2 separate regions of the Homo sapiens genome follow, and region 1 is linked to region 2. Evidence: chromatin loops called from intact Hi-C (ENCODE). Cell type or tissue: B cell. All regions are shown on one strand. Links, peaks and the distances in the headings refer to the core of each region. The heading gives the core; the rest is flanking DNA.

The links. A loop is a pair of places that touch in the nucleus more often than their neighbours do. Peaks named below come from ENCODE experiments on the same cell type or tissue, not always from the same donor. Only the 100,000 strongest peaks of a DNase experiment are listed, where the experiment ranks them.
Region 1: a loop joins it to region 2, with 18 times the contacts of the local background. A loop is called at or near these places in 7 of 110 quality-filtered maps.

The regions. Positions count from the first base shown.
Region 1 is chr9:34,432,966-34,441,165 of GRCh38, reverse strand. The region is part of intron 1 of FAM219A (family with sequence similarity 219 member A); the gene reads left to right. Among named protein-coding and RNA genes, the nearest start is that of FAM219A, 22 kb to the left of the region's middle. RefSeq lists a silencer at 3,521-3,580. In B cell, for the core only: CTCF peaks have their summits at 3,402 and 3,603 (motif pointing left); a DNase peak (open chromatin) is centred at 3,615.
Region 2 is chr9:34,635,885-34,644,082 of GRCh38, reverse strand. It overlaps SIGMAR1 (sigma non-opioid intracellular receptor 1), which reads left to right and starts at 6,296. Exons shown (of 4, transcript NM_005866.4): 1 at 6,296-6,536; 2 at 6,663-6,863; 3 at 6,994-7,086. The coding sequence starts at 6,386. RefSeq lists a silencer at 6,057-6,546. In B cell, for the core only: no CTCF peak of the experiment used is centred there; a DNase peak (open chromatin) is centred at 6,232; H3K4me3 peaks cover 1,772 bases; H3K27ac peaks cover 1,695 bases.

The DNA of each region.
Region 1 (8,200 bases), core at 1,543-6,542, 200 kb after region 2:
CAAGGACCCAAACCTGGTTTCCTGTTTAGCTGGGCTACAAGCCGGGAGAGGTTGGGGGAAGGGATGGGGCAGGCAATTCTAGAACTCTTAGGTCCTTTTCTCTTTCCAGCCAAGTTTAAAAACCTATGTGAGAGTCAGGTGTGGTGGCATTAAGCCTGGAGTCCCAGCTACTCGAGAGGCTCAAGGAGGATCACTTGAGCCCAGGAGTTAAAGGCTCTAAGTGCTATACGATCAGGCCTGTGAATAGCCACTGCACTCTAGCCTGGGCAACATAGTAAGATAACATTTCTTTAAAAATTTTTTTTTTTTTTTTTTGAGACCGAGTCTCACTCTGTCGCCCAGGCTGGAGGGCAGTGGCGCGATCTCGGCTCACTTGCAAGCTCCGCCTCCCGGGTTCATGCCATTCTCCTGCCTCAGCCTCCCGAGTAGCTGGGACTACAGGCGCCCGCCACCATGCCCGGCTAATTTTTTGTATTTTTAGTAGAGACGGGGTTTCACCGTGTTAGCCAGGATGGTCTCGATCTCCTGACCTCGTGATCCGCCCGCCTCGGCCTTCCAAAGTGCTGGGATTACAGGCGTGAGCCACCACGCCTGGCCAAAAATTGTTTTTTTTTATTAAGAAAAAAAAACCTGTGAGGGCTGGAACACATCACTACCTTCTGGTACTTTGGCATTTCTGTGTTGCCCCAGTATCTCCACCCCTATTGTCTCTCCTCACAGAGGAGTGTACATGTGCCCCAGACAAATACAGTACATGCACTGAGGGCACTGCAAGCCAGCTCACCAGAGAAGCACACAGAAGTTGAGAGCTGCCTCTTGCAAACCTGTACCCACCCTTAGGTCTGGTTCCCTGCCCATGGGAGTCTTCAACTTCTACTACCCAGCCTAACAGCTGTTAGTCCCCAGATAATTATGTCCAACACAATGGAGCATCTGATGGAGCAGGAAGTCTGAGAGGTGGAGGCTAGCTAGGGACCAGCTGTGCAACAGCTAGAAAACATAGGGGTCTGCAGTGACAGCTGACCACCCAGTACAGGATTCCTGATAAGAGCCTCACAGCCTTGGATACCCTGCCCACACTCCTCCTTATGTCTAGTTCTTCCTGAGGCTATGAGAATCCAGAGGGCCTCATTCTGTTTTGGGAAGGGACCTGTTGCTGATTACTTCTTTGCTCCCTTCTCCTGGGCGGTCACAGAAGGGACTGTGTGAAGCCCTATCCCTTTTATCCACATGAAAGTAAACATCAGAGGAAAGTGTCATCAAGTAGCAGGAGTGCCCCGTGTAGCCCCTTACACTTCAACGGCTTCCACTCGTTCTTATTATAAAGACTCAAATCCTTAGTATAACCCTAACATGTGATCTGGCTCCTGCCTTCCTCTTCAGCTTATCTCATATCACATTACCCCCAGTCACTACATTCAGCATCACTGGCTTTTCCTCCACTTCTCTAATGTCCCAGGCTCCCTTCTGCTTGAGGGCCTTTGCGCATAATGTTCTTGCTGCCTGGAATGCTTTTGCTGCACCTTCTACCTTTTTTTTGTTGTTGACTCCTACTCATCTTTCAGTTCTTAGTTCAGCTATAGTTTCATCACAGAGGACAATCCCTAGACTTGGTCAGTAGTCTTCCCCTTATTGCACTTTTCACATTTATAATTTTACGTAAGTATGTAAAATTAGTCTATTAACGTGGGTCCTTTTGAAGGATGTTGCATGAAACCAGATTCATTTTTACTTACCATTTGTCTCCTGTGCCTTCACATAATGGACATTCACTAAATAGCTTTTGGTTGAATGAATGAATGACTGAATGAATTGTCTTCTAGTCTCATTTACTTGGTAACCCCATGTCGTATCTGACATTCAACCATATACCCTGCAGACGTGTGTCCTACTGTTTAGAAGTGTGTCCGGAATTGGTGGGTTCTTGGTCTCACTGACTTCAAGAATAAAGCCGCGGACCCTCGCGGTGAGTGTTACAGTTCTTAAAGGCGGCGTGTCCGGAGTGTGTTCCTTCTGACGTTCAGATGTGTTCGGAGTTTCTTCCTTCTGGTGGGTTCGTGGTCTCGCTGGCTCAGGAGTGAAGCTGCAGACCTTCGCGGTGAGTGTTACAGCTCTTAAGGCAGCGCCTCTGGAGTTGTTCGTTCCTCCCGGTGGGCTCGTGGTCTCGCTGGTTTCAGGAGTGAAGCTGCAGACCTTCGCGGTGAGTGTTACACCTCATAAAAGCAGTGTGGACCCAAAGAATGAGCAGTAGCAAGATTTATTGCAAAGAGCAAAAGAACAAAGCTTCCACAGTGTGGATGGGGACCTGAGCGGGTTGCCACTGCTGGCTTGGGCAGCCTGCTTTTATTCTCTTATCTGGCCCCACCCACATCCTGCTGATTGGTAGAGCCCAGTGGTCTGTTTTGACAGGGCACTGATTGGTGCGTTTACAATCCCTGAGCTAGACACAAAGGTTCTCCAAGGCTCCACCAGAGTAGCTAGATACGCAGTGTTGATTGGTGCATTCACAAACCCTGAGCTAGACACATGCTTCTGATTGGTTTGTTTATAAACCTTGAGCTAGATACAGAGTGCCGATTGGTGTATTTACAATCCCTGAGCTAGACATAAAGGTTCTCCAAGGCCCCACCAGAGTAGATAGATACAGAGTGTCCATTGGTGCATTCACAAACCCTGAGCTAGACACAGGGTGCTGATTGGTGTAGTTACAATCCCTGAGCTAGACATAAAGGTTCTCCACCTCCCCACCAGACTCAGGAACCCAGCTGGCTTCACCCAGTGGATCCCGCACCGGTGCTGCAGGTGGAGCTGCCTGCCAGTCCCGGTGCCATGCGCCCGCACTCCTCAGCCCTTGTGTGGTCGATGGGACTGGGCGCCGTGGAGCAGGGGGTGGCGCTCATTGGGGAGGCACAGGCCTCACTGGGGAGGCTCATGGCCGCACAGGAGCCCATGGAGGGGTGGGAGGCTCAAGCATGGCGGGCTGCAGGTCCCGAGCCCTGCCCCGCAGGAAGGCAGCTAAGGCTTGGTGAGAAATCGAGCACAGCGCCCGTGGGCTGGCACTGCTGTGGGACCCAGTACACCCTCCGTAGCCACTGGCCCGGGTGCTAAGCCCCTCATTGCCCCTGGCCGGCAGGGCCAGCCGGCTGCTCCGAGTGCGGGGCCCGCCAAGCCCACGCCCACTCGGAACTCCAGGTGGCCCGCAAGCGCCACGCGCAGCCCGGGTTCCCGCTCGCGCCTCTCCCTCCACACCTCCCTGCAAGCTGAGGGAGCCGGCTCTGGCCTTGGCCAGCCCAGAAAGGGGCTCCCACGGTGCAGCGGTGGGCTGAAGGGCTCCTCAAATGCCACCAAAGTAGGAGCCCAGGCAGAGGAGGCGCTGAGAGCGACCGAGGGCTGTGAGGACTGCCAGCACGCTGTCACCTCTCAGAAGCACTTACTACTTATCTGCCACCAGACACACAGTGTTTCATTTAATCTTCTCAACTCTGCAAAGAAGGTATACCCTTAATCTACAGAGAAGGAAAGTGAGACCCAAGGTCACACAACCTAGTAAGTGGCAAAACCATTTCAAGCCCAGGTGTATGGAGTCTTTAAGGCCATGCTCTTAACTGTAACACTGCACTGCCCCCTTTTGGCATTTTGGAGCATTGTCACTAGGCCCTGGTTAATTCAACTCTTAAGTCGGTATATTCTAGAACTGAAAGCCCCAAGAAGCCACGCTTCAGTTCTAGCGCTCCACATTTGGCCCTGGCTGTGGAAGGACACTGGGGATGGAATTCAACCAGGACTCCCCAGGGTTCCAGGGTATATATGTCTCAGGGTCTCTCACCCCATCTGTTTCCATGGATCCTTTGTAGCCTCCAGATCATAACGTAGTGTCCTGTTTTAAAGAGAAGGGCCAGCTGTTGAAATGGCCTGATCCGGCAGTGTCCTGGAGAGTAAGCATGACCTGATTAAGATCCTAGTCAAGATAATTGAGAGAGAGAGAGTAGTGTTTGTCTTCTTGCAATTTCCTCATGAAAGATAGAGCCCCGGAAATTGGCTTCAAGGCTTTCCTGGGAAGTGCAAACCCATTAAGAGGGCAACGCCTCTTGCTGCTGGTTCTCATAACTCAAGTTAGTCCACATCCCAAGTTCCTTTTGGTGGCAGGGAAATTAGGACTGATGAATACTTTAGACTAGATGGAAACAAAAAGTAAATGAGGAGAGAGCAACATAAAAACAAACAAACAAAAACCAGCTACCCTTTGTTGTTCATGCCAGGCATGCTGCAAAGTGTTCTATATACATTATTTCATCTCATTCTAACACCAGCCTTGCAAAGTAGGTAATATGACACCCATGAAAGGAAAGGGACATTAAGAAAGGTAACTTGCCAAAAGTCATACAACGAGGTGGCTTGAGAACTAATCTAGGTCTTTCTAAATTCAAAACCCAAGTACTTACCACAGCCAGTTGGTGAGAGTATACATTGTCACAGCCTCTCTGGAACAATAACTGGCAACAGTGTCTCAAAATATAATGTGTACATTTCCCATTGACCCCCTCAGCTATTCTACTTCTAGGACTTTCTTAAAGAAATAGACAAACATATAAAGACTTTCTTTAATAAGAAATTATCATAGGCCAGGCTCTGTGGCTCACACCTATAATCCCAGCACTTTGGGAGGCCGAGGTGGGAGGATTGCTTGAACCCAGGAGTTTGAGACCAGTCTGGGCAACAAAGCAAGACCCCATCTCTACAAAAATTTTTTTTTAAATAGCCAGGCATGGTGGCATGTGCCTGTAGTCCCAGCTGCTTGGGAGGCTGAGGTGGGAGGATCACTTGAACCCAGGAGGTCAAGGCTGCAGTGAGCTGTGGTTGCCACTACACTCCAGCTTGAGTGACAGAGTGAGACCTTGTCTCAAAAAAAACCCAAAAAAATCCCAGAAATTATAATAATTATAAATAAATACACATACATAATTTTATAATAACATTATAATAGTTATAATAGATATTATAATAGTTATTAGTAGCTGCAACATTATAATAGTGAGAAAAAGGTGAGAAAAGAGCAATCTAGGCTGGGCACGGCAGCTCATGCCTGTAATCCCAGCACATTGGGAGGCCAAGGCAGGTAGATCACCTGAGGTCAGGAGATTGAGACCAGCCTGATCAACATGGTGAAACCCTATCTCTACTAAAAATACAAAATGAGCCAGGTGTGGTGGTGGGCACTTGTAATCCCAGCAACTTGGGAGTCTGAGGCAGGAGAATCGCTTGAACCCAGAAGGCAGGGGTTGCAGTGAGCCGAGATCATGCCATTGCACTCCAGCCTGGGTGATACAGTGAGACTCCATCTCAAAAAAAAAAGCAATCTAAACCTCCATCAGGGAGGACTGATTTAATAAATCATGGTACCTCCATCCCATAGCATACATATGGGCAGCCTTTTAAAAGGAGGATGTAAATCTAATATGAATTGACATAAAAAGATATTCATGATAGATGCATTTCATTGTGGTAAAGCGCACATAACACAAAAGTTACTGAGTAAAATACATATGGAAGATGGATCATCTGATTCCATGTATGTTTAAATTGGTATATATGATTACATATCTTTAAAGTCTGGAAGTATAAAATAAACTGGCAACAGTAATGAATTATAGGAGAACTTTCATGTTCTGTATTCACCTTTTTGCATTTGAATTTGTTATGACAAAACAGCATCACCTTTTTCTTTGAATTTTTTTCTATTTGGGGAAACAAATGGTCAAAAATCATGATCTTTGACTCTATCATTTTTTCCCAGGTGATAGAGCTCATGCTTTCCATATTTTTAAATTGGGTATGCATACCAAAAGGGGGTAAGATGAATTGAGTGTGGAAATGCTGCCAGAGACCTGTGTGTCACTTGTCTAAACAATCTTGTTCCTGCTATGCACCCCAGCTTTGACATGCCACACTTGACTCACATCTTCCCAATTCCTTCTCAAGTTCTACAGAGCCCTGTAGCTTCTAGGAGGCAGGGCATTTCTTTGGAAACAGAAAATCATCAACACTGGCCAGGCACAGTGGCTCAGGCCTGTAATCCCAGTACTTTGGGAGGCTGAGGCAGGCAGATCACTTGAGCTCAGGAGTTCAAGACCAGCCTGGCCAACATAGTGAAACCCCATCTCCACCAAAAATACAAAAAGTTAGCCAGATGTGGTGGCACATGCCTGTAGTCCCAGCTACTTGGGAGGCTGAGGCAGGAGGATCACTTGAGCCCAGGAGGTGGAGGTTACAGTGAACTGAGATCCCACCACTGCACTCCAGTCTGGGTGACAGAGTGAGACTCTGTCTCAAAAAAAAAGAAAGAAAGAAAGAAAACCATCAACATTGAGCAGATACCTTCCTGTTTCTTACTCCCTGTTGAGAGATCTCCTACAGTTCCACTTTCACCATATAAGAAAAGGAAAGCAAGGGGACAAATTTACTCTCACATTCCCCAAGGTAAAACTATGATCACTAATATTTGAATGTTCTGGATGGTTCTCTTTGGCTTCTGGCCTTCCTCCCATTAGTGTTGTCTCTTGTTGTGTTATCGTTTTCTGTATGGCCATTTTATGTGGTAAAGTAGGAAAGGGACCAGGAAACTTGGGGCCCAGTTCTGGATATGGGACTTCAGGGGAGTTACTCAGCTTTATAGGGCTTCAGATTCTTTTTCTCTGTAAAATTGAGATAAATGATAGATGGATTATCAGAGATTAAATGAAATAAAATGAGGAAAAAGCCTTGAAATTTTAAGTTGCAATATAAAAATAAATATCTATATTTTCTGAATTTAACCTTTTCTGATTTGTATTGTAAACTCTTATGTCAAGAAGCATGTCTCTAAATCTGTTTACTGTGGTATAGCAATTTAATAGGAAGATTGGAGAGATACTGAAGAATCTGGAGAGGCCACTTCATTCTTTTTTTTTTTTTTTTTTTTTTTTTTGAGACGGAGTCTAGCTCTGTTGCCCAGGCTGGAGTGCAGTGGCGCGATCTTGGCTCACTGCAAGCTCCGCCTCCCGGGTTCACGCCATTCTCCTGCCTCAGCCTCCCGAGTAGCTGGGACTACAGACGCCCGCCACCACACCCAGCTAATTTTTTGTATTTTTAGTAGAGACGGGGTTTCACCGTGTTAGCCAGGATGGTCTTGATCTCCTGACCTTGTGATCCGCCCGCCTCGGCCTCCCAAAGTGCTGGGATTACAGGCATGAGCCACCGCGCCCGGCCGAGGCCACTTCATTCTTAAAACCAACCTGAGCAACGGGGAGGGCAGAGGAGAGTCGGAGGCTTATTTCCTACTTGATTCACTTCTGTATTGTGTTACTTTCCCCATTGAATATGCATTACCTTTATAAGTTAAGGAAACCAATACAGATTTTTTTTAATGGCTTAAAATGATACAGTCAGTCTGGATATAGAAATTGGAAGTCATCTGCATAGAGGGCTGACAGTTAGGGCAAAGAGATCAAAGGATTTAGAAAGATGGCAGTTGGAGGAGCAGCCAGATTGGCAAACTGGGGTCATGTTTTTAAAACTTATTGGATGTCAGGTTGAGGAGTTTTTAAGTGGTAGGAGCTATCAGAAGGTCTTGAGCAAAGGAGTACTGCAATAAGAGCAGTGTTTAATTCTCAGAAGAGTCTTTTAACAGTAATATACAAGATGAGTTGGAGGAAGAGGAGACAAGGTGGGGAGATGAGTGGGTTACTACTGCAGTGATCCTGGAATATGCTGAGAAGGGCCTGAAGCAGGTTGTTGGCTGATAATTTTTTTTAAAGATAAACATTAGATATTCTGCAGAACCTTCTAGGTTCATGATTAGTTTCCCATAGAGATAAAGGAGGAAGAAGTAGATCAAAATGAGCCCACAGGGAGGTTAAAACAGGAGCCAACCTGAAAGTGTTCTCAATGGCCAAAGCTGGAAACATTTGAGCAACAAAACAAATATGATAATATTGGATTATAACCTCCCAAAATAAGTATACATTAATCCATACTGATATAAATACATGATTGAATAAATAAGTAAATGGAGGAGAAAGGACAAATATTTCTTTCAGAAGGATTCCAATTTTTTATATATGAAGTGAATACAAAGACTCTCTGGACTTTCTTTGTAACTCTTCCGTAAATGCAAAATTATTTCAATAATAAGCCAGGCATAGTGGCTCATGCCTATAATCCC
Region 2 (8,198 bases), core at 3,127-8,126:
CTGACCTCAGGTAATCTGTCCATCTCGGCCTTCCCAAAGTGCTGGGATTACAGACATAAGTCACCACACCTGGAAAGGCCTGGAAAAGCTTTCTGAAAGACCAGATAGGGGAGGTGTAGGCCCAGATGATCCCAGAAAGCTGTTCCTGGAATGGGGAGCAGAGACCAAATTTGGGGGCTAATCCCTGCTGCCCAGGGTTCTTAGTGAATTGTCGAGTCGGGAATGCCACAGAAGCCAGAACCAATACAAAAACATGTTCCCTCAATCCTGTATTCTCCTCTAGATAATCCTTTCTTTATCCTTAATTTCTCTGCCAAGTTTCTTTTTTTTTTTTTTTTTTTTTTTTTTTAGATGGAGTCTCGCTCTGTCGCCCAGGCTGGAGTACAGTGGTGCAATCTAGGCTCACTGCAACATCCGCCTCCTGATTCAAGTGATTCTCCTGCCTCAGCCTCCCCTGTAGCTGGGATTACAGGCGTGCACCACCACACCCAGCTAATTTTTGTATTTGTAGTAGAGACAGGGTTTCACCACGTTGGCCAGGCTGGTCCCAAATTCCTGACCTCAGGTGATCCGCCTGCCTCTGCCTCCCAAAGTATTGGGATTACAGGCGTGAGCCACCGTGCCCGGCCTGCCAAGTTTCTTAAAAACAGAGGCCATCTTTCTGGTCTCTACTCTTAGCTGCATGGTATATTGTAACACATCTTTTGCCCTATATTTGTCAGGGTAAGTAATCTTAATTGCTGTAACAAACACTCCCAAAACTCAATGGCTTAGCACTACAGTCAATTCTGGGGGTAACAGGGAGCTCTGTTCCAAGCAGTATTTAGGGATCCAGGTGCCATCCATCTAGTAGCTATGCCATGTCCTAGGGTCTCAGAATACTCCACTAGAGATCCTCTATAACTACAGTAATAGACATGGGAAGAAAGAAAATGTAAAGAACTTCAAGCTGGGCATAGTACTATGTGCCTGTAGTCCCCCAGCTCTTGGGAAGCCAGGGTGGGAGATCACTTGAGCCCAAGAGTTTGATACCAGTCTGGGAGTGACATAGCACAATCCTGTCTCTTAAAAAGAGAAAGAGAAAAAAAAAAAAAAGAATTTCAGAGGAGACTTTAGGAGCCAGCCCTAGAAATGTCATACATCATTTCTATCTATATTTCATTGGCCAGAATGCAATCACATGATCCAGAGTAGACTGTGGAATGTAATCTAGCTGTCCAAGAGCAAAAGGAAATGGATTTGTGAATGTATAGCATTGTCTCTGCCACATGCCCCTACTGAGAAGTCTAATGATCATTTCCCATCATCTCATTGAATCTCACCATTATATTTCACTGTGTTAACCCTTCATTCCATCACTCTTTTTTTAATTTTTTTAGATGGAGTTTCGCTCTCATTGCCCAAACTGGAGTGCAATGGCGTGCTCTCAGCTCACCATAACCTCCGCCTCCCAGGTTCAAGCGATTCTCCTGCCTCAGCCTCCCGAGTAGCTGGGATTACAGGTATGCGCCACCACGCCTGGCTAATTTTGTATTTTTAGAAGAGATGGGGTTTCTCCATGTTGGTCAGGCTGGATCTTGAACTGGCAACCTCAGGTGATTCCCCTACCTCGGCCTCCCAAAGTGCTGGGATTACAGGTGTGAGCCACCGTGCCTGGCCCATTCCATCACTCTTGAGAAAGAAAAGAAACTTTTTATCTGAGAAATGCCAGCCTCTTTTAATTATCAGGCCCAGAGAGGCATTAAAATGTGACAGCATGGGCCTGGCGCGGTGGCTCACGCCTGTAATCCCAGCAATTTGGGAGGCCAAGGTGGGCGAATCACGAGGTCAGGAGTTCGAGACCAGCCTGGCCAACATGGTGAAACCCTGTCTCTACTAAAAATACAAAAAATTAGTTGGGCATGGTGGCGGGCGCCTGTAATCCCAGCTACTCAGGAGGCTGAGGCAGGAGAATTGCTTGAACCTGGGAGGCAGAGGTTGCAGTGAGCCAGGATCATGCCACTGCACTCCAGCCCCGGCGACAGTGCAAGAGACTCCGTCTCAAAATAATAATAATAATAATAATAATAATTTTAAAAAGAAAAAAAAAGGCCGGGTGCAGTGGCTCACACTTGTAATCCCAGCACACTGGGAAACCAAGGCGGGCGGGATCACTTGAGGTCAGGAGTTTGAGACCAGCCTGGCCATTATGGTGAAACCCTGTCACTACTAAAAATACAAAAAGCTGAGCATAGTGGCAGGTGCCTGTAATTCCAGCTACTTGGGTGGCGGAGGCAGGAGAATCGCTTCAACCCGGGAGGCGGAGGTTGCAGTGAGCCGAGATTGCGCCACTGCACTCCAGCCTGGGCGACAGAGTATGACTCAGTCTCAAAAAAAAAAAAAAAAAAAAGTGACAGCATGTAACAGCAGTCATATCTCACCTTCCCCCACCCCCATGGAGCCAAATAATTACCCCTTGAAGCCACTTGCTATGTGGGCTCTAAATTGATACCACATAGCCATAAAATGCCATAGTCTAGACACCATAACTCATACCCTATAGTTCAACAAGGTATAGCCAATCACTAATCAATGTTGTTTCTGTAAGCCAATGAGAATTCCTGTTAAACAATTTTGTGTCAGCCCACTCCTTGTCCTCTTTTGCCTTTAAAAACTTGCTTGTGGCTGGGCATGATGGTTCATACCTGTAATTCCAGCACTTTGGGAGGCCAAGGCAGGATGATCCCTTGAGCCCAAGAGGTCAAGGCTGCAATGAGCTGTGATCGTGCCACTGAACTCCAGCCTAGGTAACAGAGCAAGATCCGGTCTCAAAAAATAAAAATAGGCCGGGCGCGGTGGCTCACGCCTATAATCCCAGCACTTTGGGAGGCCGAGGCGGGCAAATCACGAGGTCAGAGTTCAAGACCAGCCTGGCCAACATGGTGAAACCCCATCTCTACTAAAAATACAAAAAAATTAGCTGGATGTGGTGGCAGGTGCCTGTAGTCCCAGCTACTCGGGAGGCTGAGGCAGGAGAATTTCTTGAACTGGGAGGCAGAGGTTGCAGTGAGCCGAGATTGCGCCACTGCACTCCAGCCTGGGCGACAGTGGAGACACCATCTCAAAAAAAATAAAATTAAATTAAGTTAAAATAAAGTGGCCAGGTGCAGTGGCTCACACATGTAATCCCACACTTTGGGAGGCCGAGGAGTGTGGATCACCTGAGGTCAGGAGTTAGAGACCAGCCTGGCCAACATGGCAAAAACCTGTCTCCACTAAAACTACAAAAATTAGCCAGGCATGGTGGTGCACACCTGTGGTCCCAGCTACTCGGGAGGCTGAGGGAGGAGGATAGCTTGAACCTGGGAGGCGGGAGTTGCAGTGAGCCAAGATTGCACTACTGCATTCCAGCCTAGGCAACAGAGTAAGAATCCATCTCCAAGAAAATAAAAAATAAAAATAAAAACCACATATAAAAATAAAAAATGCTTGTATCAACATTCCCCAAGGCAACTTGGAAAAGTGTCCCGAGCAGTCGTTCTCTACCTTGGCCCAAATAAACTCTCTATATTAATTTTGCCTCAGCTTTTTTTTTTCCTCACTGTTGTTTTTGTTTGTGTGTTTTTCTTTTTTGAGACAGAGTCTCACTCTGTCGCCCAGGCTGGAGTGCAATGGTGCAGTCTCCACTCACTGCAACCTCCACCTCCCGGGTTCAAACGATTCTCCTGCCTCAGCCCCCCAAGTAGCTGGGCCAAGTGGGTGGCACGCGCCACCGCGCCCGGCTAATTTTTGTATTTTTTAGTAGAGATGGGGTTTCACCATGTTGGTCAGGCTGGTCTCGAACTCCTGACCACGTGATCCACCTGCCTCGGCCTCCCAAAGCGCTGGGATTACAGGCGTGAGCCACCCCGCCCAGCCTGTTTTGTTTTTTTTGAGACGGAGTTTTGCTGTTTCACACTGAGGCTGCAGTGCAATGGCGTGATCTCGGCTCACCGCAACCTCTGCCTCCTGGGTTCAAGTGATTCTCCTGCCTCAGCCTCCTGAGTAGCTGGGATTACAAGCATGCGCCACCACGCCCAGCTAATTTTGTATTTTTAGTAGAGACAGGGTTTCTCCATGTTGGTTAGGCTGGTCTCAAATTCCCAACCTCAGGTGATCCACCCGCCTCGGCCTCCCAAAGTGCTGGGATTGCAGGTGTGAGCCACAGTGCCCGGCCCCTTTTTCTTTTCTTTTTTTTTTAGAGACAGGGTCTCCCTCTGTTGTCCAGGCTGGAGTGCAGTGGCACGATCTTGGCTCATTGCAACATCCACCTTCTGGGTTCAAGCGATTCTTCTGCTTCAGCCTCCCGAGTAGCTGGGACTACAGGCACCTGCCACCACGCCCGGCTAATTTTTTGTATTTTAGTAGAGACGAGGTTTCACCATGTTGCCCAGGGTGGTCTCGAACTTCTGAGCTCAGGAAATCTGCCTGCCCACCTTGGCCTCCCAAAGTGCTGGGACTACAGGTGTGTGCCACTGTGCCTGGCCCTTTTTTTTTTTTTTTTTTTTTTTTTTTTTGAGGCAGAGTCTCCCTCTGTTGGCTCAACTGCAACCTCCACTTCCCAGGCTCAAGCGATCCTCCCACTTCGGCCTCCTGAGTAGCTGGGACTACAGGTGTGCGCCCCCACTCCTGACTAATTTTTGTACTTTTTGCAGAGATGGGGTTTCACCATGTTGCCAAGGCTGGTCTCGAATACCTGGACTCAAGTGTTCCGTCTGCCTCAGCCTCCCAAAGTGTTGGGATTACAGTTATGAGCCACCTCGCCCGGCCTCAGTTTCTTTCTTTAAGGTCAAAAATGTATGAGGCTACTTTTTTCCAGTTCCTTTATGTTTTATATATATAACCATCACATAAAATTCTCACCATGTGAGGCACTAACTGCTTTATAAATATTAACCCATCTAATCTCATCACAATGAAGATATGTACTATGAGGTAGGTACTTATCTCCATTCCATTTTACAGGTAAGAAAACTAAGTTACAGAGATTTTAAGTAAACTGCCCAAGATCAGACAACTAGTAGGTAGCAGGAGCCAGGCCTTGAACTCAGGCAGTCCAGCTCCAGAGTTTATTTCTTAATCACTGCACAATGCTACCTCTTTTCTCTTTTGTTTCTTTTCCTTTTTGCTTTCTTCTTCCTCTGCCTACCCTTTGCTGTTGGTGCTCTCCAGGGCTCTGTCTTTAGCCTTATCTTACTCTATTCTCTCTCCCTGTGAGATTTCATCCATTCTTAGAGGTTTTCTGTAGACTCTCCAGTGAGATCTCTAAGCTGGGGAGTAGGACCATTGTTTCTAGCCATATCCCTAATGGCCACCACAGAACTTGGCACATACAAGTGCCAACAAAGTATCTGAATGAATGACAACTCCCAGCTCTATCTCCAGACTGGAGCTGAGCTTCGAGACCTGGACACTCAACTGCCCACTAGACATGCAAAGGATGTTAGCCAAATAAGGGGAAAGTGGGGATAGGATAAAGGGGGAAAGAGTATTCCAGGAAGAAGAGATCAAGCCCTGCCAACTCCATTTCCAGAGTTGTTAAGCTCATTTCTTTCTTCCATCTCCACTGACACAGACCTTCCCTCTTACCTGGCCCACAGTCATGGTCTCCCTGACTCATCTTGCTCCCCTCCACTCGACAGTCCTGTGCCACTCGGTGGCAAAATCTAATCCCCTTCCTCCCTTGCTGATAACCCTCAGCTGGTTTACAAGGCCTCCTCTCACATTTTGTGCCGCAGAACAGAGAAGGAATTGTAGGCCCCTGAAGACCCCAAGCTGTCTCTCCTCGGAGGCCTTTGCTCTAGGGGCTGGTCCCTGTGGGCTGGCATGCCCCTTCTGCGAGCTCTTAAAGACACTGCTCAGGTGTCACCGCCTCTGGAATGCCCACCCTGGGGCTCCCAGCTTGAACTGCCTCCTCTCCGCTTCAGTCCTGGTAAAGGCGGGCCTTAACAATCGTTGAGTCCCAGAAGGCTTCACTTCCGGGCTCGTCTGCTTCACCAGCCAGTGAGCTCGGGCGAGCCCGTCCATTCTGGGTCTCACTATCCCCACACCTATCCGTATGTAGAGTGGCGCTAGCTAGGTCAGACCTCGCCTGAAGACCCTGACATCTGCCGCTGGGCGACTTGGCCCCGCCCCCTTGCCTCCCTTGCGCGGCACCGCCCCACTCCTCCGTGCTCCCCCCGAGGAAATGGTTCAACCGAAGGGCGGTGCCAAGGTGCCCGGGCCGCTCCGATTGGTCAGGGCGAGCCGTACCACGGCGGTGGCGGGGGAGCGCTTCGTGGGCAGCCGGCGGGCTCCGAGGCCGTGAGCGCAAAGCCTCAGGCCCCGGCTCCCTCCTGAGCTGCGCCGTGCCAGGCCGCCCGCCGGGATGCAGTGGGCCGTGGGCCGGCGGTGGGCGTGGGCCGCGCTGCTCCTGGCTGTCGCAGCGGTGCTGACCCAGGTCGTCTGGCTCTGGCTGGGTACGCAGAGCTTCGTCTTCCAGCGCGAAGAGATAGCGCAGTTGGCGCGGCAGTACGCTGGTGAGCGGGCAGAGGGCAGGGAGGGGAGCGGCCGGCCTGGGAGCGGAGCCTAGGGTTCCGAAGGCGCCATCCCCGGACCTAGGACCGGTGCCAGCCCTGACTCCGCCGCCCCTCTGCCTCCGCCAGGGCTGGACCACGAGCTGGCCTTCTCTCGTCTGATCGTGGAGCTGCGGCGGCTGCACCCAGGCCACGTGCTGCCCGACGAGGAGCTGCAGTGGGTGTTCGTGAATGCGGGTGGCTGGATGGGCGCCATGTGCCTTCTGCACGCCTCGCTGTCCGAGTATGTGCTGCTCTTCGGCACCGCCTTGGGCTCCCGCGGCCACTCGGGTCAGTGCTAGCGGCGGGCCAGACTGGGAGGCTGGGGTTGTAAAGGGGCCCATGCCCTCCTTTCTGATGTTTGGCTGGGCCATGCAATGGCGCGAATACCCTGATAGTGTCATGTGCGATTGTCACTCAGGGCGCTACTGGGCTGAGATCTCGGATACCATCATCTCTGGCACCTTCCACCAGTGGAGAGAGGGCACCACCAAAAGTGAGGTCTTCTACCCAGGTGGGTAAGAAGGCTCTGTCAGAGAAGTGGGTCCCTTCACGCGGGGGGTGCCCACAATTGCGGGGAGCATGGCATGGAAAAGGAGTGTGTTGGGGGGGCCCTCCTCATGGTTCCCTTCCTCCACCCTCCCATAAGCCACAGGTGATTGGTTGGGGCAGAGCTGAGGGACTCTTGCTTTCCTCTGTCAAGGGGAAACAAAACATAACAACTTCCTATTAAACATGTCTGATTTTTATCTGCCCAGGCACAATTTTGCCCAGACAGTATTCCAACAACTGTTGGGGAGACAATGGGTAATCAGAAATGCTCTCAATACCCCAAAAGACAAGACAGACAGTTATCTTTTTATTTGTTTGTTTTTTGAGATGGAGTCTTGCTCAGTCGCCCAGGCTGGCGTGCAGTGGCGCGATCTCGGCTCACTGCAAGCTCCGCTTCCCGGGTTCACGCCATTCTCCTGCCTCAGCCTCCCGAGTAGCTGGGACTACAGGCGCCCGCCACCACGCCCGGCTAATTTTTTTTGTATTTTTAGTAGAGACGGGGTTTCACCATACCAGCCAGGATGGTCTCGATCTCCTGACCTCGTGATCCACCCGCCTCGGCCTCCCAAAGTTCTGGGATTACAGGTGTGAGCCACCGCGCCCGGCCGCTCCCCTGCCTTTTTTTTTTTTTTTTTTTTTTAATAGTGAAACAATTTACTTAAGAAATAGAGCACTGGACTTCCCAGTATATTTGAGGTTGGGTGTATGCATCGCAGGCATGGTGGTTGAACAGCTACACTTTTCAGATAAAGCCTCACAAGTCCTGGAACTACCCCTTTCCTAGCTACAAGCCCAGCCCAGGTTTAGCTAAATTTCTGCTTGATTCGAGTGAGGCTTGGGAGTGCAGACTTCCATACAGTGGGTCCATGGCCAAGCGAGGTAGCCGTCCATGGCTTCTCCAAAGAGAGGACGTGGGTCAGATGATGCCACAGAACATTTAGGAGTGGCCATCTGGGCCAGCCCAGTGAGGTAGGGCTTTTTGTTTTTCTGAAGCTCCCTCTCCATTCCCCACCCCTAGTTAGTCCATGGGCCAGGGAAGCAGCAGCCATGGAAGGGCAGGGCAGAGCTGGCTTT